Regions from separate parts of the Homo sapiens genome. Here region 1 is linked to region 2. The links are chromatin loops, found by intact Hi-C in ENCODE. Cell type or tissue: endothelial cell of umbilical vein. All regions are shown on one strand. Each heading gives the region's core, and the rest is flanking DNA. Links, peaks and the distances in the headings are about the cores only. Region 1 holds the start of LOC105370407 (a long non-coding RNA gene). Region 2 holds the start of LOC105370411 (a long non-coding RNA gene).

What was found. Hi-C counts contacts between places; a loop is a spot of excess contacts. Peaks named below come from ENCODE experiments on the same cell type or tissue, not always from the same donor. Only the 100,000 strongest peaks of a DNase experiment are listed, where the experiment ranks them.
Region 1: a loop joins it to region 2, with 12 times the contacts of the local background. A loop is called at or near these places in 14 of 110 quality-filtered maps.

What each region holds. Positions count from the first base shown.
Region 1 is chr14:23,659,198-23,672,326 of GRCh38, reverse strand. It overlaps LOC105370407 (a long non-coding RNA gene), which reads right to left and starts at 11,018. Exons shown (of 3, transcript XR_943607.3): 1 at 10,929-11,018; 2 at 10,009-10,042; 3 at 7,921-8,006. RefSeq lists an enhancer at 1,104-2,303. In endothelial cell of umbilical vein, for the core only: a CTCF peak has its summit at 6,257 (motif pointing left); a DNase peak (open chromatin) is centred at 6,246; H3K27me3 peaks cover 174 bases.
Region 2 is chr14:23,922,875-23,935,464 of GRCh38, reverse strand. It overlaps LOC105370411 (a long non-coding RNA gene), which reads left to right and starts at 5,451. Exons shown (of 2, transcript XR_943618.2): 1 at 5,451-6,259; 2 at 7,444-7,551. It also overlaps a transcript of LINC00596 not described here. In endothelial cell of umbilical vein, for the core only: a CTCF peak has its summit at 5,494 (motif pointing right); a DNase peak (open chromatin) is centred at 5,534.

The DNA.
Region 1 (13,129 bases), core at 2,374-10,373, 260 kb after region 2:
CCAGTTTCCTGCTGAGACCCTAAACTGAGACAGAGCCCAAAGCATTACTGCCAGGATTTCGGTGTCCTCAGCCATGGGAAGGGAGAGTATGCTTGTCTAAAGACTTAGAAGGGCAGCTAAATAAAGTTCTTTCTGAAGTGTCCTAAAGGCATCAGTGAAGAGCAGAGCCCTTGGGTGACCAAAGAACCTAAGTGGAGATTTATTCTCGCCTCTCTTCCAAGTCTGTTCCTTCCCCCAGCTCCCTCCCTTCAGTCCCAGGGAAAGAACCCTGGACTAGAAATTAGGAGTTCTGGTTTATTATGAAGTTTCTGCCATCAAGTATCTTCAAGAGAAGCAGCTAATTCTTCGGAGCTATGATTACTTCATCTGTTAAAAGGTACTCATGGCCCGGCACAGTGACTCACTCCTGTAATCCCAGCACTTTGGGAGGCCAAGGCGGGTGGATCACCTGAGGTCAGGAGTTCAAGACCAGCCTGGTCAACATGGTGAAACCCCGTCTCTACCAAAAATATAAAATTAGCCAGATGTGGTGGTGGGCACCTGTAATCCCAGCTTCTCAGGAGGCTAAGGCAGGAGGATCTCTTGAACCCAGGAGGAGGAGGTTGCAATGAGCCAGGATTGTGCCACTGCACTCTAGCCTGGGCAACAGAGTGAGACTGTCAAAAAAAAAAAAAAAAGTTAGTCTTGGAGAAATATTTCCTCAGTAGGCAAGTCCATCTGTGACATACATTATTAACCTGTATAATTTAATATTACCCTGGACACGCTATCCTCTTTTTGTGTGACCCACACAACTTCAAGTTTCTTCGACAAGGTCCTCTTGGCTGCATTAGTTTAGGCTGTGTATGCTACAATAGCAACAAGGTTGATGCTTTAGAGAATAAGATATCGATGTCTTATATTTAACACCTTAAGGCAGTTCCAGGTCAGAAGGGATGAGTTGAGGATGGTGGTGAGAATTCTGCTTCAAACAGTGGGTCACTTGGGTGACCTGGGTCACTCGGGTACCCAGACTGATGGCAACTCTGCCACCAGCAACATGTGGCTTTCAGGATTGATGTGGTTGTTTCCATCCCAGGCAGCCAGAAGCAAGGGAAAGCGCGCAGGAGGGCACCTGTGCAAGTTTTTTATTGGCCAGGACTGGGAGGAGTATACATCACTTTTGTTCTCATTCCATTGTTTAGAACTCAATCACATAGATGCATCTAACTACAAGGGTGACAATATTGCTTGGAGCCTAGAAAAGAAGGCTCAGATTTAGGTGTATCTACCACAAAAGCTCACACTAACTGCCTTCATTTCTCATCTCAAACTCCTATGAAGGGCCCAGGAAGCCTACGAGGGCTGGTCCCTGCCCCCATCTCTGCTCTAATCTAATTTCCTGCCACGTTCCTTCTCATTCACTATGCTCAGTCTCACTGGCCTTCTTTCAATTCCTGAATCCTGTTGACTCTTTGTGTTTGCTCTTCCTTCTACCTGGACCACTCCTCTTGCAGATCATTTAGGTCTCTGCTCCCATATCTTCTCCCCAGAGACCTTTTCTTGACCATCCTATAAAATGTTGTCCCCACCTCCCAGACACCTTCCCATAGAATCCCTCGTAAAAGCAGGCCTGGGTGGTCAGGCATGCCCAGACATGTACTGAATCCTAGCAGAGTTTAGGCTCAAACAGGAGTACCCCTAAGAGTTCCCTCCCAACCCTGCAGCATACGCATATGGAGCCCTGTCTGCAGTGATCGGTGTATTGTCTCCACCTCCCAGACACTGCTGTGTTGAGGAATAATGGCTGAGAGTGTTCAGCATTGAAGGAAAACACCAAATCTCAAGCAATGTAATTAAAGACAAATCCATATTTCTACTGGAGACATCATAGTGCAATTATAGAACATCAAAGAGAAAGAATGACTTGAAAGAACTTCAAAAGTATTACTTTAGCAAGAAAGAATATGAGCCATAAAGGGGAATGAGATGTAAGGAGCAGTAGTGGGCCAAGAGAGCAATAAAGCATGTTGGCAAATCTAATAATCAATGGATGATAAATCATAACTACTGAGAGGTTAAAAGCATGGAGGTCAGCTCGGGGAGTGGTGTGCACCTGTAGTCCCAGCTACTCAGGAGGCTGCCATGGGGAGATGGCTTGCACCCAGGAGTTCAAGGCTCCAGTGGGCTGGGATTATGCCACTGCATTTCAGCCTGGGCGACAGAGAGGGACCCTGTCTCTTAAAAACAAAACAAATAAACAAACAAACAAAGAGTGGAGGAGGAACTAAAATTCTAGATGATATTCCACAATAAAGTTATACGAATTCCATATAACTCCATGATATGGAAGCTAGGGGGAAAGAGAGTGTAGAGGGAAATTAAGTTCAGGCAGGATGACTATGCTCATGGATTCTCGAAGGTCCTCTTCATGGGGTAATGTGTATGCTCTGTACCTTTGCTTTTGGTGTCTTTTCTTCTCCTCCATGGACACTGCCTGTGCTGGGATCCACTTCTCCTGTGACAAGAAGATGGAAACCCTTTGCCGCAATCAGAGTACACTTCACCCCCAACTTGCCCCCATTTCTTCACACTGATCACTGCAGGCAATAGGGCTCCTTATGCATGTGCTACAGGCTGGGAGGGAACGGTTAGGAGTGCCCCCGCCTGAGCCTGAACTCTGCTAGGATTCAGTGCATGTCCGGGCATGGCTGGCCACAGAGCTTGCTTTTGTGAGTGATTCCATGGTAAGGGCACAAAAGAGCACTGGCACTATGGCAGGCGGGAGCTGTGTGGGCAGGAATAAGAACACAGAACAATAAGATTTATCTTCTGGCCCAGACTCATGGCAAAAACAGTTATGGGACTATTATCACCATGACCTCTGGGAGACACAGGGGCAGACTTCACTCTGTACTTGTGCCCTGTGACCAAGTGTCCCATGAGATGCCCAAGGTTAGAGATAACCAGGTTCATGCACATTTGTGTCTTTCCACAATGTCAGACTTTTACTGAAGCTGTCTCAAACATAAAAGACACGAGCTACATGGAGTTCAGCAAGAAGGCAGTTCTCCTTAGTACTTCTCATTCACTCAGTTGTCAGAGCCACGGGCACATAGGCCCAAGCCTGTGGGCAGGAAATCAATCATTATTGCAAACCATACATAGTAGTATACTTGATCAATATGTAAATGTTATAAATTAAATATTCCACCACAAACAAAGTAACATTTATCATCAAGAGAGAAGGGATAGTAAAAACATTAATGAACCAGTCCAGGGCGACCAACATAGACAAAAATAATCTTCTGGTCTGGCCTGTGGTGGCTGTCGGTCTTGCAAGGAAGAGTCTTTGATATGGGCAGAGCTTTGGGTTGCAGATGCCAGATGCATATCACGAGTGATAGCAAGATGGTGTCTGTTAAGGTGGACTTTTCAAGCTGCTGAGGTCCTGCTCTTTTAATGGCCACCCCAGAGTCCTCTGGTGAGAACTGATAGTGGAAAAGTGTGCTTGGTTATGTCCTTATCTGGTTGGATGTAGTCTTTATTGATTAGGCAAAATATCTGTTCTCTTTTGGCAAGGGGCCTTTTGAAATGTAAGATGGAGTCTGTTTCTGAGATACAGTTACTTATGTCATGGGGGCGCTATACAAAGTGCCACACTTAAGACCACAGAGGGATTCTCTCCCATGGAATACAACTCTGTGGAGCACGAGTCCATGAAGCATAGTTTATACTGACAGCTGAGAGGACATGCAGGATGACATCAATAGGTGTGGTGGCTAGCTCCAAGACGGTCCTAGTGGTCCCTGTCTCTTGGTATTCACACCCTCTTCTCCCCCACATTGTACCATGATTAATCTGTGCAACCAATAGCATATGGCAGGTGTGATGGCATGTCACTTCCGAGGCTAAGTCATAAAAGACATCATGGCTTCTTTCTTGCTCTCTTGAAGAGAGTAAGTTGCTGTGTCTTGGGCAGCCTTATGGAGAAGCTTACTTGGTGAGAATCTGAGGTCTCCTGATAACAGCCAGAGAGAAACTGAGGCACAGCCACGTAAGTGACCCCTCTTGGAAGTAGCTCCTCCAGCCGATCAAGACTTCAGGTGCTGCAGCCCTGGCCATCTTCTTGACTGCAACCTCACAGGAGACCCTGAGCTAGAACCACCCAGCTAAACCAATTCTGGATTCCTGACCTTCAGAAGTTGTATGAGATAATAAACATTATCTTAAGCCATTATAACAATAGATAACTAATAAAACAACATTCTTCTAGCACAATTTTAAACAAATGGAATTAAATGTAACACATCTTGTATAAATATTGATAAAACTCTTAATGTGTGAAATGAAAGTAAATGTTTAATAATACTAAGATATATTCAATAGCATGGTGGGGGAAGTGTATTATGCAAGAGATATATTGGGAAAATTTATGAGATTTCTTTGGAGAACACTGATAATTTCTCACTCCCTCACCTCTGGGAAGAGAATAAGAAGCTACTTTCCAACATAAACCTATTGAGAGGGAGCTTCCGGGGCACATTGAGAAAGCTTGGTGTGTGTTCTCTGCAGCTGGGGAGGGGAGATCTTAGATTCCTGCCTAACTCAGGCCTGAGAAAGCTGAAGTTGCTTGTGACCAAAAGACAGATGACCTGCATTTCCAGGATTTGTTGGAGGGTTGAAGGTTTTCCATAGAACAAATATTTGCCACTCAGCATAGGGAAAACCAGGCTGGAGCTCTTTTAAGTTCTTCCCAAGAAGATCACATGAAGAGTAAAATTTGTTGGTGTATTGTGGACCACCAGATCAGGGCTGGTGGTGGAGTGGGGGGGTGGCAGCTGGAGAAACAGAATCCATTGCCCACATCACAGATCGTGTTGGGCTCTGCCGAACCCAAGGGTTACAAGAGTCTGTTTTAGACATCTGCCAGGTCAAAGAGCAAGCCACGTAAGTACCATCCTGTCCTCTGACTATCTCTCTTCAACCCTGGTAGGAGAGGAGTTGAATGAAGAAGGAGCAGAAGCCACTGCAACCTCCTTCCTAGATCACAGACTCTCTCACTGCTGGCCCTGGCTGGGGAGCAGCAGGGGGAGGAGAGGGAGGAGTCTTACCTATGGATGAAGTGTGAAGTATTGATTATTGTCTTGGCTAGACATCTCTTCTAAGTTTTTTATTATGAGAGTTGTTGAACATAAAGGAAGGTGTCCATCACCTAGATGTAATGATTGTTACTGTTTTGCATATTTGCTTCATCTTGTTTTTGCTGAAGTGTTGGGGTAGATTGAAGACGTGTGTTTCACATTTCTGGATACTTCAGACTGCCTCTTCATAGAATAAGGATGTTTTCCTGCGTGCCACAGCAATGTTGTGGGATTAATGATGATTCCTTGGCATGTCCTGGTACCTGTACATATGTGGGTTTCCTAACTGTCTCTAAGGTATGTTTTCATATATAATTGGCTTGTTCATGCCCAGAAAGAAAAACTGGATACTTAACATCTTAACTGAGGCAGTTAATTTATGACTTAAAATGAGTCAGAACTGTGCCCAAAGAAAAACCATAAGAATTTCATTCAGGAGTGGAGGAATTTTATCCCTGCTGAAAAAAGCTGAAAGACAGGACAGAAAACAAGAGGAGAATTATGTATTCTCATAATTTCAAAAACAAGAAAAGTTTATGTCTTGTAAGGTGACAGGCACTGCTGGAAAGATGCTGTAATAAGTTTATTCACGTCTTCGAAACCCAGATGTTTAAAAACTGCATGGGAACCTTATACATTGCTAATGTGCATGCAAATTGGTGCAAATTCTATGCAGGGTGCTGCAGCTGAATCTATCAACATTTTTAAAGCATACATTCTTTGATACAACAATCCCTTCCTATAAATAAATTCCTATGGAATTTATTCTGTATGTATCCTTACCAGTGAAATGGCAGTAAAAGGATTTGCCTTGCAGCATTGTTTGTAATAGCAGAAAATTGGAAACTATCTTAAAAGACCATCAGTGAGGGACTAGTTGAATATATGGTTGTATATATTATTATTTTTGTGATATATTACGTGTGTGTGTGTGTGTGTGTGTGTGTGTGTGTGTGTGTGTGTGTGTGTGGTGTCTTAGCTCAGGCTGCCATAACAAAATACCATGAACTGGGTGGGTTAAAGAGCAGACATTTCTTTCTCCCAGTTCTGGAGACTGGGAAGTTCAAGATCAGGGTTCCTGCTGCTGGGTTTTCTGATGAGTTCCTGGCTTGCAGACTGCCATCTTCTGGCTGTGTCCTCACATGACAGATAGAGAGCTCTGGTGTCTCCTCTTAATAAGCCTTATTCTAGGCATCACCCTTATGGCCTCATTTAACTTTAATGACTTCTTCACTCTACATACAGTTAACATTGGGTGTTAGGACTTCAACATATAATTGGGGTGGGGGTCACAATTCAGTCTCTTGCATGTGGCGTGGTATTCCACAACGGAAATGCAATAGAATAAGCTAGCAGAAAGAATGAGGCTCTATGTACAGATAGACTGTGAAGTGGAAAACAGCAAAGAACAGGATGAGGAGCTGAGTGCATGAGCTGAGTGCCCACATTTGCCCTCCTTATTCACTCTTGGCCCTTCCCCACCTGTTCCGTGCCCCAGAGTGACCTCTTTAAACTGCATCAATAGACTCTTGTTCTCTGGCTTAGGTTGAGTGCAGCCCATGAGGTGCTGCAGCAAAAGGTCAGAGGGAGGAGAGGAAGGACAGGTGATTATGCCCCCACACCTCCCTGGAATGCTCCTCAACTGGCAGTGTTGCTCACACTATGTCACTGTGCCCTCTCACTCAACTGTTGCTGGCTTTGGGCTTTTCCTACACCTTGGTAAACAGTCCATTTATTAAACTCTACTGAAATGACTCACTTTATGTGTGCCATCTGTTTTCTGTCAGGACTCTTGTTGATACAGTACGTTAACATTTGTGTTTTTTTAAAAAAAAAAACTGGTAAGTATGCTTGCAGGTTGAGGTACATGCACTTATTTATGCTTAGAATATCTCTGGAAAACTGCAGAAGAAACTGGTAACAGTGGTTGCCTCGAGGGAAGGAAAATGGGTGGCTGGGAATAGGGGGAGAAGAAGGGATATGTATGTTTCCTGCACCCCTTTTGTTCCTTTTAAATTTTGTACTCTATGTAGATATTACTTATTCAAAAATAAGTCTTAATTTAATTATTTAAAAAATAAAAAACAAAAACTGCAGAGAGGCTTGGTGCCAGAAATCTTTACAGGCAGCCATCCCTGTAGCACCCAGGTACCTCCCTCCCTAGGGGCAGCTGCCTCTGCTGGCAGATACTCCAAGCTACCAACTAAACAAAAATACAAACAAAAGCATAATTAACAGGCTTCTTCCACTCTGCACTATGTAGATGAGAGGTGCAATGTTCTGAAAAACTTTGATGCGTTAACTCAGACCATTTGCTGATACTCATTGGCAGGCAACAGGTTCCTACTAAAGGCAGTAATTCATAACCACCATCAGCATGTGTGCTTACCACACTTTTGTCCCTCCCCTGGTGGAGGTCAGAGCCACAGTGACCAGGATAGAGCCTGCTGGGGATTTTCACTTAGGCCCACCCTCTAGTCCCTCTCTGACATCTTTGCCACCCTAGGGACTCAAAACCATCTATGGCCTGGTTGAGCAACAGCAACACATCAGGGGGTCAGGCTTGGAGACCACACAGGAAGGCCTTATCCACCTCCTTTGGGCTTGGCTCTTTCTCCTGCTCCTCAGCCATGGCCGACCCATTATTTAGCAACATCTCTATTTTATCATGCTCATTATACTGCAGTGTTCTTCATTTTCATCTCATTATTGTTGGCGGGGTCATCCAGCGGTTTTGTCACCCAGGAGACTGGGAGGGAAGCTGTACACTCAGCTCTCTTCCCCAGGCTTGGCTAATCCATCATCTGACAATACATTGTCAGGTGTCTGTCTTCTGGTTGTAGGGTGGCCACCGGAGCCTGTCAGTCCTTCCAGCTCTTCTTCCTGTCAGAGATGTCTAGTTTAATCACAGTTCCCTGCATCGATCCTTCCCTGCTTAGACAGAAAAACATATCTATATTTTATAGACAGATATATAATTGGTAGAGAAAACAGTACATGCATACAAATCCTTTGTATGACTCTTTCGGGGGAGTAGTGTCTCGAGGTAACTGACTGCAGTATTGGAAGCATATAGGATAGAATCACTCCTGCCCTAAAGAACACATGTTGCTGCTACTTCCCCAGCTAACATGACACGAGGGCTGTGGATAGAAGTCCCTAGGACATTTTTGCAAAAAGGCTACCATAATTTTGCCCCAGTTCTGCGGCATTGCAAAACTGGTTAGGATCTCAAGGAGGTGACCACAGGAAAGGAGTGGACAAGGCACTGCTGTGAGGGGAACTGATGCCCATTGTCTCCACCTGAGGGCCCTGCCCATCTCTCCTCACATTCTGCTCTCCAGCCCCATAGCGGAGATATAGGGCTCTAAGCCCCAAGCCCCCCGCCCACCCTGTGCCTTTTCTCATGTGGTGTCTCTGCTGGAACTGCTTCTTCTCATCCTGTGAAACCCAGATCTCCACTGCTGCCTCTTTGGTGAACGCTTCCTGGATCCCTACCCTATACCCATCAATACCCCTCCAGCAAATTGAAACCTACTTTCTTCTGTGGTCCCATAGCACTTTGCTCCTGGGATTGTTGCAGTTGGTTCTCCACTGTGTGACTCTTCCATTGCTTGCACATCATCAGATTTTGCTAGGTGCCTAATGCACAGAACATAGCTTAACTGAATAGTACTACATCCAGAATGCTAATTAGAGATACTTACGTAAAGCACTGTCTTAGTCAGTTTGGGCTGTTATAACAATTGGGTGGTTTAAACAACAAACATTTATTTCTCACACTTCTAGAGGCTGGCAGTCTTGGGTTCTTGGTGAGATCCCTCTTCCTGGTGAACAGACAGTTGTCTCCTTGTTGTGTCTTCACAAGGTAGAGAGAGCTCTGGTCCCTTCATCTCCTTATAAGGGTTACCCATCATGCGTGCTCCACCCTCATGAACTCATCTAAACCTATTTACCTTCCAAAGACACCCCACCTCCAACTACCATCACATTGGTGATTAGGACATCAATATATGAATTTTGGAGGGACATAAACAGTTCAGAGCAAGCATCTAACAATTGAGGGTTTGCTTTTGTGCCAGACACTGTGCTGAGAACTTCACAGGCACTATCTCGCTTAACCCTCACCACAAGCTACAGAGTGTCCCCCTCTGGCAGCTAGAAGACCAGGACTAGAAGAGGGTAAGTAACTTAGTCAAGGCCACATGGCTAGAAATTGATAGCAATTGGATTTACATCCAAGTCTGACTCCACAGCATTTATTTCTTAAACTTTTTAAATTCAAAAATAATACCTGCATATGGTAAGGAATAAAAAGGACCTAACTCCCTTGAAACATAAAAAGTAAGTGTCCCTGCTACCCAGATCATCAACACATCTCCCAAAAGCAATCACTGTTGTCAACTCCCTTTTTCTTTCTAAAATTAGTCTATACATATACTCTTCTGTTTGCTTTCACACAGTAGCATATGCTAGATATTCTTCTACAACTTGCTTTGTTTTCACTTTACTTATATCTTGGAGATTGTTTCATTATCAATGGCTACAGACCTAGCCTCATTCTTTTTAACTAATGCAGAGTATTCTACAAATGGATATGCTATAACTTATTTAATCAACTTCTGTCGACGAGCCTTCAGTGGTTTCCTGTCTTTTGCTATTATATTGGGGCTCTAAAGTGTATCCTTGTCCATAAGTCTTGGCACAAGCTCCATTGCATTTAAATCTTTGTTCCTTCTGGAACTTTTGGTATAATAAATGAGGTTCAGAATCAGTAAGCCATGTGCTCTTGACCACTTATACACTACGATGGCCAAATATCTTACCTGGCACATAGCAGGTGCTTGTAAGTGGTTACCATAACAATGGCAATAGTGATACTCACAGCAGCATCCACGGCAGCACATCCTCAGGGAACGCTGTTGTATATATGAAGAGGCCATTAGTCCACAGCATTAAGGAGGGCTACCTGGCAGTCTTCTAACCCTCAGTAAGACTAGGCCCTAATAGCCACTTACCCATCAGAATAAATGAGTTTGCGGAACCTTCCTGAGAGTAATTTTTGACATGGGGAGGGAAGAAAGACATCACAAGAATACAGTGATGGGATGCAGCCAAAGGGTGCTGACCCAGGATGGAGGAGCTTCTGAAGACACACTCTTGGCGATTTGTTTAAGGAACTCCTAGTGAACAGTTCAGAAGAACCGCAGTCTGCACAATATTCAGTGGATGCAGACTAACAGGGATGGCCAAACACCAGAGGGAATGGAGGCAGGTACTTGTTTTAGGAGAGGTGATGGGCAAGGAGACAAAGCCAGCAGGGGCCAGACCAGACGTCTGAACACAGAACAGACCCTTTGGTTGCATGACAACACACAGGGCTTATGGCAAGCAGTAAGAGGCTCCATTTTGGGATTGGGTGAAGAGACACCTTCACTCCCCAGAGAATTGGTGCACACAATGCAAAGCAGATGCTGCTCTTCAGCCGCGGAGTTGATGGGCACAAACAAATCCCCTGCTGGGTGGAGGTTGGGGCGTCACAGAGAATAACTGATCAGTAGGGTGTGTCCCCATGCTCGGTATGAAGACTTGGTATTAAGATATCATAATAACAGCTAATATAAATCATAATCCAGGCCCAGATGTTAATTCATTTCCTTCTCTCAACACCCCTACAAGTGTACTCCCACTTTACACGTGAGAAAACTGGATCACAAAGAAGTTGACCCTCCAGAATTGGAGTCATATAACTTGTGTCTATTATCAAAATTTGGATATCAGTTTGGCTCTGAGGGATGCACTTACAGATGGCTGGCTGTCCCCTAAGATGCGGTCTTCACAAGGAGAGCCCCCAGCACAGTGATCAGGATTTAGGTCACATCTGTGCCTTTTTTAAGCCACTTGACCCCAGGGACTGGCAGATGTCAGTGCTGCTCTGTTCCTTCCTGGTCCTCCTGGATGAAGACTACAGTGAAGGCACAAGCTGTTTCTCTGAATAATGCAACCATGGAATAGTGGGAGTAAGAGCACTGGACAGGGAGCCAGGAAGCCCAGGTCAGCAGATGGATGAGAGAGCCCAGGAGGAAGGAAGGAGATGGGCAAGCCTCCTGGCCCAGCTCTGCAGGAAACCAGCTATGGGCTGAACACAGAGGTCCCCAGATCCACCCGTGTCAGGCAGGCTCCAGTAGGAGTCAGCAAACACGGGGGTCAGGGATGGTGTAGCAGGCCTCTGGCCTCACACCACAAAATCTACTGATTAGATTAGCCAGGACGCGCCATCACAGGGGTCAGGGCTTTCTTCCGCTTCAACTTTTCGGCAAGCTCTTGCCTCCACCATCCTGGGAGAGGTGGGCTAACTCCTGTGAAAGGCACTTGGGTCATCTTTCAGGGGGATGCTGCTTCCTCCTCCCTGCCCCGCCCTCTATCCAGGACTAGATGGATTTGCTGTGCTCTGGTTTTGCCATGTATCCAGACATCTACCAGCTGGACTGGCCAGGGACAACCAAAACATGAAGTCAGAAAAGAACAAAGCCAATTTCCTTCAGCAGCCCAAGACCTTGACCTCACCAGCCCTGGGCCCCACCCCTCACACCCATCTCTAGCTCACTGCTCAGACAGAGGAAGGGAGTCCCCCTTCATCTGCTGCACTTGTGAGAACCACAGTGTCTTCCGGTCCCTGTCCTGGCTCTCATCTGAGGGGTGCTTTGAGCTGTCCTTCTACCCCCGCAGGTTGTCATGGTGACTGCCGCTCAAACTCTCCATTGGACAGAGCAGCAGATTGTCTCCATGGTGATCAAAAAGATCTGTGGAGAAAGGATGTTTGGCCTTGGAAACGAACTCATGGGAAAACTCCTGGGAAATAAGCCTCTTCTGGGGGCATCAGAAGAGATTCTCCTCCTTGTGACACAGTTCTTCAGCCATTCCACTGGCCCAGAAAGCTTAGCTTTCTAACGGTTGATGCCATCATCTGTGTTAACATTCTAGCCATAGAGGATGCCAACTCCAGATTCCTGGCTGTGCCAAGGAAAACTTGCAAGTCAGGAAAGTATAGCTGAGATGCTGAAAAGCACCTGCCCTTTCAGTGCTCTGCAGCAGTGCCCCCTGCACACCTTCCTCCCCAGTCTCCATGGAGCCTGGCTTCTCTCCCACTCTGACAAGACGCTGGGCCCACTTCTTCCTGATAGGGTGTGAACTGATACAGCTGAAAACAATGCTCTTCCCTCACCGCCCCCCCGAAAAACATGTGCATTTTAGGAGAATCTTTGATAACAAAACAAACAAGTCTCTGCTGTTGCCCAACAGTCTCTGATAGACATTTCTCTGCCCCATGTATGCATATTTCTTTTTTTTTTAAATTGTACTTTAAGTTTTAGGGTACATGTGCACAATGTGCAGGTTAGTTACATATGTGTACATGTGCCATGCTGGTGTGCTGCACCCATTAACTCGTCATCTAGCATTAGGTATATCTCCCAATGCTATCCCTCCCCGCTCCCCCCACCCCACAACAGTCCCCAGAGTGTGATGTTCCCCTTCCTGTGTCCTTGTGTTCTCATTGTTCAATTCCCACCTATGAGTGAGAATATGCGGTGTTTGGTTTTTTGTTCTTGCGATAGTTTACTGAGAATGATGATTTCCAATTTCATCCATGTCCCTACAAAGGACATTCTTTTCTACCTTTCATACCTTGAATCTTGGCTTTTGCACAGTTAAAGCTCACAGTATAACAGGGAGGTCACTAGGGCTCTTTGAAACACCTAGTCCCTTGCTAATCTGACACTTGCACTCCTGCAATCAGGCTGGGCTAGGTCAAGAGAGATTGGCTTTCCTCCCTTTGCTTTTCAGACAGGAACCATTTCCCTACCTACCTCAGGCACCCCACAACTTCTTGTCTCTCCCTATCACTACTTGCTTTCAAAGAGGATCAGAAACCCATTCACATCGGAATGTGACTAATAACAAATTAAAGTATATTCTCCCCCAGGGAAATCAGAGGTTAAATTGTA
Region 2 (12,590 bases), core at 2,482-10,481:
ACTAAGGTTCCTAGATCTGGCAGGTTTCTAGATCTGGCAGGAGGTTTTGCCCAAACCCAGCTGCCAGTGTATGAGTTTGGTGAGACAGAGCACTTGTGCAACATGTCAGGCAAAGCAAGTTTAGTACTCCCAGGCAGGGAGCAAGGGCCAACAGAAGTCTAGGATCCATGATGTGCTGGTCCCCCAAGGCTTAGGGAGGCTGCCCAGGGTGGATGCAGTCTTATCTGTATGTGCTCCACTATACATCTGATATAGTTTGGATATTTGTCCCCTCCAAATCTCATGTTGAAATGTGATCCCCAGTGTGGAGGTGGGGCCTGGAGGGAGGTGTTTGGGTCAGAGGGGTTGATCCCCCATGAATGGCTTCGTGTCCTCCCCGTGGTAATGAGCGAGCTCTCAGCTATTACTTCATGTGAGATCTGGTTGTTTTAAAGAACCTGGCACCTTCTCCTTTCTCTTTTGCCCCCTCTCATGCCATGTGACATGCTGCCTCCCTCTTTGCCTTCCACCATGAGTGGGAGCTTCCTGAGGACCTCACCAGAAGCTGAGGAGATGCTGGTGCTAGGCTTCTTGTAGAGACTGCAAAGCCGTAAGACAAATGAACTTCTTTTTTGTATAAATTGCCCAGATATTCCTTTACAGCAAAACAAAATGGACTGATATAGCACCACTACTGAGGGACCCTGAAAGCATTCTGCTCTGGTTTTATACCTCAGAGGCCACTTGGATTGGTGAGCCAAGCATTGCAGGCTGTTCTAGGAATGACGGAGACAAAGCCTGGGCTATTCTGGGCATTTCCTCCTATCTCAGAATGTTGCATTCTCTGTACATTCTGCCCAAGAATTGCAAGCAAAGGAGGGTCAGCCAAGGCTATTTGCAGGCTTGTCCTCCTGTCTGGTTGAAAGATCCTTCAGTACCAGCCAACTCTCTCTCCTGGTTCCATGTTCACTCTGCTACTTTCTAATTATTACTCCAGGTTGGAGGGATGGATGATGGACAACAACTTTTCTCATCACTGGAAGGGCATGTTCCCCACTGAAACTGAATCCACTGTTTTTTGTTTGTTTGTTTATTTGTTTATTTTTGTTTTTGAGACAGCGTCTGGCTTTGTTGCCCAGACTGGAGTGCACTGGTGCAATCTCGGCTCACTGCAACCTCTGCCTCCGGGGTTCAAGAGATTCTCCTGCCTCAGCCTCCCAAGTAGCTTGGACTACAGGCACGCACCACCATGCCTGGCTAATTTTTATATTTTTAGTGGAGACAGGGTTTCACCATGTTGGCCAGACTGGTCTTGAGCTCCTGACTTCAAGTGATCCACCTGCCTTGGCCTCCCAAAGTGCTGGGATTACAGGCATCAGGCCACTCCACTGGGTTTTGAGAATCAGTCAATTTTATGTGTGTTTAGGTTACTTAGCTGCATTCCTAAAGTCTCTGAACCAGTCAGCCAGGAGCTTGGATATCAAGACCTTGGAGGGAGTTTGGTGTCAGTTTTCAGCATCAAACTCCCTCCAAGGTCTTGATATCCAAGCTCCTGGCTGATCTGGGAGCCACAGCAGGGGTCAGGGCCCTGTGATCCCCAGCCTGAAACTGGCAGTCAGATTTCACAGGCTTCAGACCACAGAGGAGCACTAGGACCCCACCAGAGGTGGTCCGGAGGCTGACCTGAAGGCCCTGGGGATGGGCTATGCAAGCTGATTGCTCACTGCGAGTAGCAAGAGGTGAGTGTTGCTGGGACTCTAGAGTTCAGCAGCAAAGCGTTGCTTTCACATGGGGGTAGCATGAGACAAACCTCTGACTGGAGGGGGCAGCAGGGGTGGAAAGGAGATGGGCGGTCAGTTTCTGGTTTGCCTGCTGTTCCCGAAGAGTTAGATGAGAAAGAGACTTTTGGGCTGTTTCCAGGAGGAGCTCTGCTAAATTCCAGCAGTGAGGAGGCCCCCTCCCCACTCAGTATTCTGTTTCTGTCCAATTTTCAAGGTGGGTGGTTCCCATGAAGCATAGCAGGGCAGGATGTGGGGGAGAGCTTTGGCTCATAGTGCACAAGTATTAAATATTTTAAGCTACATGATATTCATACAGTACTTCAACATAAACCTTAACTGTAATTGTTGCAAGGATACACCATTTTCCTCCCAAGCAGATTCTAATTAATCAACAATATGCTGATCAAGCATCTGCAGGAGAAGCAGTGTGCTAAACACTGTAGAAAATTAAAGATTTACAGCATAAACTTCATCTTTGCACTGAAGGAATTTACAAGCTAGCTGAGGAAATAGGACGCATCAGTGAAACACCTAGAAAACAACTGCCAAAAAAAGCACTAAACTAAGTGGGATTCATCAGCACCTCTTTTCCACCCTTCCACTGCATCTCTCCCACAGAGTGGCTCAACCTTGCCCCAGTCGGCAGAACTCTGGGACCACGAGGCAGATCATATGAATCTTCCCTCCAGTGTCCCACTCTTTCTTTATCCCATGGAACATAGTCACTGTTGGTAACTAGTTCCTCTGCACCCCTTCACTCCTTCCCACAGGGCTCAGTGGACTGAGGGTGGGAGAGTGTGAGGGTGATGAGGGGAGAAGCTGGTTTTGTGTGGATATATCCAGAAAATGGACACTGCAAAGGCGATCATGCTAGATAAAAATAGGTTTAATTTCTTCGGTTGTCTTCTGCTAAAATGGAATGGGTCTGGTTAGTTGGAGGGGTCAGATATCTCTTGTTAAATTGATAAGCATCTGCTGTATCTCATTTGTGCAGAAGGAAGATAAAAGGCCATCGGGAGACCTGGGTGTGGCCTTCTTGGGGCTCTTCTGGTTGCCTAGTAGCTTTTCCATGTTTTCTCGCTATGTCTTTATACCCATGTCCTTTCAATATACATTTCTCCCTCGTTGTGCTGATGCTTGTGTGACTGTCATCATTTGTGTACGGTCCTCTGAATTAGACAGGTTCAAGAGAGTGACAAAAGTATTACTGGAACCTACTTTTGCTATTAGGCCAGCCTTTCTCAACAGGATTTCCAGGAAAGAATTAAGGTCTACAGAACATTATTTGAGTGACTGTCTTCTCAGTTTCTCTAGGATGTGACATAATTAGTTCCATTCTAGAAGAACGAGAAATATAAGTTAATTCATTACATAAAATAGATGCCTTTGGGCATTAGGGCTTAGTTTGCTCATGTAGCCCAGATTGAGAAGGGCTGCTCTGGGCCCTCATCCAAGGGTCTCAAGCAACATCAGAGCTCCCTCCTTTTCTTGGCCTGCCTCAGTTGCTGCAACTAACCCATAATGACTTCTTGAGTCATGAGTTTGACAGTGTACACTAAATGTAATTGGAGTTCAAAGGACAGACCAAGGCCCTGTGGGGGGTAATATGTGGAGTTATAATTGTTTAGGCATTCTAAGGTCATCTAATATTAACTTAGAATAGGCAGTGAACTTGGAGAGAGAAGACTTGAAACTTTGCTCTCTCCCTCATTCCTTATCGGGGACTCTGTAAGGCAGGACGGCGAGTAATGACTTCCCTCTGTGGTAAGGGAGTAGAAGTTCTCTGTTCAAAAAACTTTAGATCTTGTAAACAGTGATCTAAATCAGCAGTCCCCAATCTTTTGGCACCAGGGACTGGTTTCGTAGAAGAGTTTTTCCATGGACTGTGGGGTTTGCGGGTGGATAATTTTGGGATGATTCAAGCTCATTACATTTATCGTGCACTTTATTTCTATTATTATTACATTATATATTATATACATATATATATATATGTATATATATATATATATATATATATATATATGTAATTGTACAACTCACCATGATGTAGAATCAGTGGGACCCCTGAGCTTGTTTTCCTGCAACTAGATGGCCCCATCGGGGTGATGGGAGACAGTGACAGATCATCAGGCATTAGATTCTCATAAGGAGTGTGAAACCTAGATCCTTTGCATATGAAGTTCACAATAGGGTTCATGCACCTATGAGAATCTAATGCCTCTGCTGATCTGATAGGAGGTAGGGCTCAGGCGGTAATGCGAGTGATGGGGAGTGGCTGTAAATACAGATGAAGCTTCCCTTGGTCGCCCACCACTCACCTCCTGCTGTGCAGCCTGGTTCCTAACAGGTCATGGACTTGTCTGGTCTGTAGCCCAGGGATTGGGGACCCCTGATCTAAATAGCAAAGCTGAATAAAGTATGCCTATCCCATCTGATATAAATTGAGAGTTGTTAGGATTTGGCATGGCGCATCAGGGTGTTGAGTAATCTGGTGTTCATCAGTATTGACAGGTAGAGAAGATAAGGATGTTTTGAGCTCATCAAGACAGGAGCAGACACCTGTTGGGACAAGAGAGCACAGCAGCAGGCTGGTTCTCCCATCCTCGTACCCTATCATATGATGCTGGTCAGGAGGAGACTGGGGAAATATTGTGATATTATAGGTTAAATCTTTGGGAAAGCATTTTTTGAGTCAGGCTTGGTCTGGACATTGTCTGACTCCCGTGGCTTGGAGGTTGCCAGGGCGATGACACATTCCTTCAAGATTTTGGTTTCTTTCCTGGCCAGATCTAGCAGAGCCAAGTTTTCTTGGGTGCCTGCAGGCTGTCAGAAGAACTCCATCCTTGCTTCTCTGTCACTACTGTGCACTGAATCCTGCCTGAAATCCTCCACTTCCGCCTTTGGCTAGGAACCCTTCCTTTCTTCCCTGCTGGACCCAGGGAGGAGGAGAGGCAACATCACAACTTTCTGTGCTTCCATCATAGCTGTGGGACTGTCTCTGTGTAAAGTCCTGCTGGCCTAGAGTTTCTAGCTTCTAGTGTCACCTGTGGAACTACAAAATTTATCCTTATTCCAGGTTAAGTTCCTCTGCTATGCATTCTCATGTACTTCCTTTTTGAAATAATTATTAACTGAATGAGTGCTTATTTAATATTTATTTTCCTGAGCTAGACTATGAGCTCCATAAGATCTGGAACGAAGTCTGTCTTGGTCACTGCCATATTCCTATTGCCAAGCACAACAAAATCATTGTAGGCATTTCAAAGAGGGAATTTAAAACAGGAAATTGGTTACACGTTGGACTGGGCTGAGAAGCCAAATGGGCTGGTGAAACAACCACATATTAGTGGCAGCGGAAGCTGCTACCATCCTGAGGGCTGGAAGGACACAAGAAAGGAGTGGGGAACAACTTCATTCTGATTAACTTCATTCTGAATTATATGGAATTAAAAAATTTTTCTTCTGGTAGGAGTGCCCACAATACTAGTAAAAATGTAGGCCATTTAACATTACCCTATTTGAAATCCACCATAGCCTTCTTGAGTTTCAAATCTGAAATCTGCAGGGATAATGTTTCTCAAAATGACAAAAGCACCATTTCTGAGGCAAAGATCCAGCCTGTCCTGGGCAGGTTGGCCCTTGGTTAGGATTTCAGGTCACGCTTGCAGATAGATCCATCACGCTTCCATCTCAGATGGGCTGTGACCTTTTGGATGCAGAGAAGGCTGTAATGCCACTTTTGTCCACCAGAGGGCTGCAGGGTCTCCCCTCACAGTCCAAACGGCTGAGATTTGGTGACTCAACCATGCCTTGGCAGGGTGCTGCCTTGAGGGGTCTCCTCTTAAGTACCTCATGTGTTGGAGGAGATCTGGGGGTGCAGAGGCTGCCCTGATTCCAGAAGGGAGGAATTTTGTATTCGGTTCCCTCATTTTCTCTCTCCCGGCTTCATTTTATGTTTCATAACAATTGATTTGAACAATTTAAAAATCGGGAAATCAAAGTGGGGGTGTGTGTGTGTGCATTTTGTGGGCAGGGTAGCAAGAAGTGGGAATAATTCTGGTTACATTAATTCATGCCTGAACTCGCAGCTTAAACATTATTTAATGTTGTAGAAATTCAGAGATGGAAAAGTGACCTTGGAAATAATTTAGCATCCCTTCATTTATAGCCAAAGAAATGAATGCGGCCCTTGCCGCTTGCGAGATGCCTGGAAGGTTCAGAGCCTTTAGGAATGCAGCTAATATGTAAGGTTATTAAAGCGTTTTTGGTAAGATTTTATTTCAGTATTCCAATCTTTCTTCCCTTTTCTTAGACTCAGCCTGAGCCTTAACAGCAGCAACAAAGCACAAAAAGGCATTTTTCAGTTTTCCATTGAAAGTACTTGGCTTTCTTGTTCTAATCCCATAATTAGACTTTGGATTCTTTCCAGACTCCATTGAATCAGAAGATAGAAAGGCCTGACATGGTAGAAAAAAATTATCCGGGAAAATATTGGAGTGAGTAGAAAACCAGTCAAACTCCTAATTGCAAATTCTCTTAAAATTAATTGAAAAATGTTACTAAAGAATTTTCAGCAGTACAGCAAAGACCAGTCACTGAAGTAACTTAAGGGAGAATGCACTAAACTGAAAAAAAATCAATGTGGGTTTTCTAAAAAAGTTTCAAAAAACACCCAATGAGCCCACACAAAAAACTTTATTTTAATTAATCCCAAAGAAAGAAACAACCACAGGGAACCATACACAGAATTCAGAAAATGGCTGGAGCCTCTTTTCAAAGAAATCAAGTGGACATTACATCCTCCCTAGTGAAAGTCAGAATAAAAAAGAATGAAAGTAATGATTATTGCAAAAGACACATTGAAAATCATGTTTAAACTGCACAAAGCAGAAATGGCACTTAAATCAGTAAAGAAACCTGAGCAATAGATCCAGAATTTAAAGAAACTAAATTAAGAAATGAAACACTTCAGGAGGGCAGATCTGGGGAATAGATCTGAGTATTGCAATTTCTGAATAGTTAGACTTCCTGAGTAAGCCAAAGAAAGAAAAGGTCCTAAATCAATAACTAAAGATGCAGGAATACTTTATTCCAGAATCAATAAGAGATTAGACTTGAAATAGAGAAGAGTTACATGGTCTAACAGAATAGTTACGAACATTTAGGAAACAGTTCTCACACTTATACATCTTTTCATTTGATTTTTACAACAATGTGAGGTAGACAGATATTATTAATCTCCCATCTTACAGATAGAAATTAACCTCCAAGAAACTGAGTGATTTGCCCAAGGGATATAACTAGTAAGTGAAGAGTCCAAGTTCAAGTCCAGGTCCTGCTCTCCAAAGTGGGAGGGGTCTTATATATATTTTAAATAATAAGGGAAATACATCTTTGATGACATGCAAAAAGAGAAGATCTCTTAAAAGAATATACATTGGAAACACGATTGGATTTTCTAGTAACATAAAAAGAGCTCAGTGGATATGAAACAATGTTACCAAGGATGAGAGAGAGAGAGAGAGAGAGAGAGAGAGAGAGAGAGAGAGAGAGAGAGAGAATGCATCCCCACCATACTTGACCTTGCCAAACTGCCTTTCATGTGGGGCGCGACAAAGAACTAAAAGCTCTTTGAGGTCCTAGAAATCCAACCAGTCACTCACTCACATTATTCCAACAGGCTCTGAGGACTGCTTCTAACAGAAGTCTGCATTAAACACAGAAACCTAAAGAGAAGACATTGACCTGAGTTATTTATTTATTACAGAAATATATAAACAGAACATCATGAGGAAGCATTTTTTGTTGATAAGTATAATTATTGTATTTGATGGAACAAAAGTAAGATGTGTCCTTATACCTGTATGAGGAATTACAACTGCTCTGACCTTTCTAAGAGAGTTATTTGGCTAAATGTGACATGAAACATTCCTTAGATTCAATACTACCACTCCGGGAACTTGTCCTAAAGCAATAATTCAAAGAAGAAAAAATTATAGATTGTTATACTGATATTTACAATTGTGAAAACTTGGAATAAAAACTGAAGAACTGAGTTTTACCCCAAATGAATATTATGTAGCTGTTAAAAATAATGAAGATGAAATATGTGTAAGAAATTAGCAATGGAAGTAGAACTAAACTTTTAACCATACTATGATTAAAACAATGAAAAATGTGTGTATGTAGATAAAAATTGGGATGCAATGTAGAGAAATGACATGAGTTAATTTAGGGTGGTGGAATCGAAGCTGAATTTTAAAAAATCTTTATATACTATTACATTTACAAATGGTTAGAAAGTTGCCAATGCTGCTGCTGAAACACTGGCAATCCCGCCCAAGTCAGAGGTTCACGGACTATGTCTGGAAGCATAAGAAACTGCTTACAGTTGCTGCCCCTGAGTAGGGGAAGCGGGGGCTTGTGGGCCTGGGGAAGAGGGCTAGGAAGTGACTTAATTTTACTATATGTGCTATATTCGTTGGTGCCTTTTGGATTTTGTATTCTTTGCGTGTGGTGCCAATGAAAACATGATGTCTAGGCACAATAAATCTACATATTTCTGACCTGTAAAATTTCCCCAACGGTCTGATGGTGGGACAGAAGAGTTGAAGTCAGTGTGGTGTTGGAAAATGCAAAACATTTAGTTACTGTGCCATATAAATGGAAAGGCAGAGAGTGGAGACAATGCCAAGGCTAAAAAGAGAACAATAGGTGGGAGTGAGCCTGCCTAGGAGTCCAGATGGAGCAGTGGAGACCAGGTAGAATCTTGGAGCTGTGGCCAAGGGAGCAGAAAACTGCAAAGATGGTGGCACAGACGGCAGAGGAAGAGTGTGAGTGGATGGCAAGGAGAGGAGCCGCAGGGTGGCGCCAAGGCAGGCCAGGACCGCTCACTGTGGTGTAGTGTGGACAGACACTGAGGTATGGTGCATGCAGTGGGTGGCTGCTGTGGCCAGACATGCTGGGTGCATAAAGTTGAGGCACCAGGGAAGCGTGGAGCCGGGGCGCCTCCTGGGATGGCTGCTGAGACCAGTGCGAGTTGGGGAGGAAGCAGACGCACAGGCTGGGCCCAGGGTTGCGGAGCCAGTGGGGTTGGGTTAGCTGCAGATCTTGAAGGCTTCTTCTCTTAAACAACGAGTAGCATGGAAAGAACAGGATTGGCAGTCAGAAGGCCGAGGTTCAAGTCCCGCTTTGAGGACCAGCTCTGTGACCTTCCTCACTATTTTGTCATCCTCAAAATGGGTAATATTAGCCGCCTCGTGGAGGCAAGAGTGAAAACATCTGCAAGAAATAGCAGACATAAGCGCTCTCTGAGCTGTAAACTGTAAAACCAGCATAACTCATCAGAGCAGAGAGGGGCCCAGTCACATTAAGGAGGTGGAGTGACTCCCAGGCCTGAATGAAGGTATTTTGTTAATTAGAACAAGAGCTAAAGACCCACAGACCCCAGGAGGAGGAGAGGCAGGCATACATGCTAGTCTATGCCCCGCTCAGGTGAAGTGCCCAGCCCAAGGCCATGGTGTCTCTGGGTCCAGAAACAGGCATTGTGTTTTTGTGGAAAAGGATGTTTTATGCTACCCTGACCCCCATCAAACACTTGAGTTACAGTAACGCTTTTCCGATTGCATGGTTACCACGTAACCTCTCATAGCGTTATTTGGCTTCCCTTGTAGCCTGCCCCTCAGGGATAGAACTTTCTGTCCTCCAGAAATTCTCATTGTTTACCAAAGTAGTTAAAAGCACTGATTTTGGAACCAGGTTGAGATTCTGGCTCTGCCACTTCCTATCGGTGACCTTGGGCAAATTATATGATGTTCTTTGTATCAGTTTCCTCATCTGTAAAATGGGATACTAAGAGTAGCTTCCTGTTCCTTGTGAGGAATAATGATAAATCATGTAAGGGCCCTCAGTGCCTGGCCTGGTAGGTGCCGTACACACGTTTGTGGGGTTTATGGAAAATCGCTGACTTGGCATTCTGATTCATCCACGGTAGACTCTGTGAACCTGCTCAGGGTGCTGCTGCCTAGAAGTTTGCTAGAGGAAGGGCATTCCAGGTAGAGGGTGTGGTTTGCTTGAGTCTTGGAAGGGTGAACAGGCTATAGGTAGCTGGGGTGGCTGCAACCTGGGCACATGGGGCAGAATGGTGGGAGATGAGACAGAGCAGATTGGGGCCAGATCCCTTGAGTATGGGCAATAACAGTTTGTGCTGTGCTAATACATTCTGATTTCATCCTATAGGCCATGGTGGTCCCCTGGAGAATTTTAGGCAGGTGAGCGACAAAATGGAATTTGTGTTTTAGATTTCAAGGTCCTTGACAGCGGGGCGGGGGCGGGGATGGAATTTGTGTTTTAGATTTCGAGGTCCTTGACAGCGGGGCGGGGGCGGGGGTCTTGTTCATCCTTGTGTCATCAGTAAGTCACCCATCTTTTGACTCATAGTAAGAAATCAATGAGCATTTGTGAAATGAGTGAAAGACAACGCCGGAGACTATGGAGGCCAGAGGGGCATCAGGGAGACAACCCAGGGCCTGTTGCACTAGCCTAGGTGGGAGCAATGAGAGTGTGGACAGAGGCAGCAGGAGGTGCTGGGGGAAGGTCACACTCCCCTCCAACTTGGGAAGGAGGGTCACAGTATTTGGTGACTGATGGGGGAGATGGATGAAGTTAAAGCAAAGATGACTTTATATTTTTAGCTAGGGTGATGGCAAAACTACTAAAAATGAAAGGAAAAGAGGAGGAAGACCAGTGTGCTTAAGTTTAGGACAACAATGCAATGTGAAGTACCCAGTGGATGTCAATGAGTTTTTTCTCTTAATAATTTGCCTGTAAGCAAGGCTGTCATTGCTAACACTTCTGATGAGCTCTCTTGAATCTTTGAGGGGACCAATAATTGCAGTTTCAAGGTGGGATCTGTAAAAAAAATCATGTGAACAGTTTTCACCCATATATGTTAGGTTACATATGTTATGAGACATGTTTGAAAAGGCACGTATAAGCAAATTTGTCTAAATTCAAATGTTACAAACACACAGCTATATACTTGTATACGTTGTGTGTGTATACCCAACTCTATACTGCTGGAAGTTGTGGAGACAAGCAGCACTATCTGACCCTTTCCCTGGGGCCTCTAAGTTGCCTGACAGTGAGCCAGCTCTCAGACTCAATGTCCCTTGGGATGGAGGGCTCCCAAGGTCTCCAAGTTCTGGATGCAGTGACATCTGAGAGACTTTTCCTACACAGTAGACATGTCAGGTTGAAACTGCTTGGTGTGTTATCTAACATGTTTATTCCCCCACGCAAGACTACCTTTATACATACCTCATTAAATGGAAGAATATCAAGGGGTGGAGTTTCCGTGCTGGCATCCCCATGGCACATTTATCCATTTGGCCCAAGCACACTTTTCAACAGGAGGCTGGGAGGGCAGGGACCTAGCTGGGCTGATCCTGCTCTCATGAGTTCCAGCTGCACCAGATGATGCTGGTTGGTGTCTACCCTGAGCCCTTTACACAAATACCAGTGCAGTCTTGTTTTAGATCCTGGGGAATAACAACTGATTTCTGTGGATGAGAAGTTCCACAGAACTTTCCTCTGCTAACTTATCACTTAGCAGAGGAAAATTTATTGTTTCATTTCTTAACGCATGTGTTTTAATTATTTCTGCCATCAGATTTAACAAAGCCCTAAAATGAAATTTGAAGTAGCATGAGGATTTTATGAAGATCTTGTATAATAAATTTCAGCTATATTGCCTTATTCACAGAATCTAAAAGACTGTTATTTGCTTTTCTTATTATTTTCAAGGGGAAAAAATTTCAAACCTTTTTCCCCAGGTCTCTTGAATAATAGTGGTGTATTTTTCTCTGTCATGGCATGGAGAAAGGCTCTCTTCTGCTGAGTTTATGGATTTTTTAAAGTTAATGATAATGGTTTGTTTGAAGTAGATTTTTGTATGTGTGTGTTTGAGGTGAAATTCATGCAAAGAGAGGTGAAATAGTTGTCCGGGTTCTTGCTGTGACCAAGAATGTTTTATCTCTTAATGGGAATGAAAATAACACTTAAAAATCTTAGCTGGCTCTGTCATGTAGTCAAGGATTAAAAAATAACAAAAACCTCATCAATGACATTACCAGATTTTTTGTTGTTGTTTTATTATTATTTTTTTGAGCACCCAGGCTGGGGTGCTGTGGCATGATCTTGGCTCACTGCAACCTCCCCTTTCCAGGACTCAAGCCATCCCCCGACCTCGGACACTTGAGTAGCTGAGACTACAGGTGTGTGCCACCACACCCAGCTAATTTTTATATTTTTTGTGGAGATGGCAGGGGAGGGGTGTCACTATGTTGCCCAAGCTGGTCTCGAGCCCCTGAGCTCAAAGCCATCTGCCCACCTTGGCCTCCCAAAATGCTGGGATTACAGGTGTGGACTACTGTGCCCAGCCTACAGCACTTTGACTTTCTAATTAGTCAGGATACACTCGATACTGGTAACTGCTACCTGCATCAGAGATACCTGAAAGTATCTCTGAATATAGTCTCTTAGGGAAAATGTTTTGAAAAAAGTGAAAAGCTGGGTGAAGAAGTACAGAATCACAAGTCGCATAGAAACAAAACAGAGCCAAAATATAAATAAAGAGTGTGTGTTCATACACACACACACACACACACACACATTTTTATATGCCTTATACTTTCTTTCTTCTACTCTGAAATAGAGAATATTATAATTCTCTTCTTTATATTCAGGAACGCAATAGGTAATTACATATTTTTAGTGATCCCCTAGAAATCTTGATAAAGTCGACCCAAAGTAAGAAACTGTAGTTAA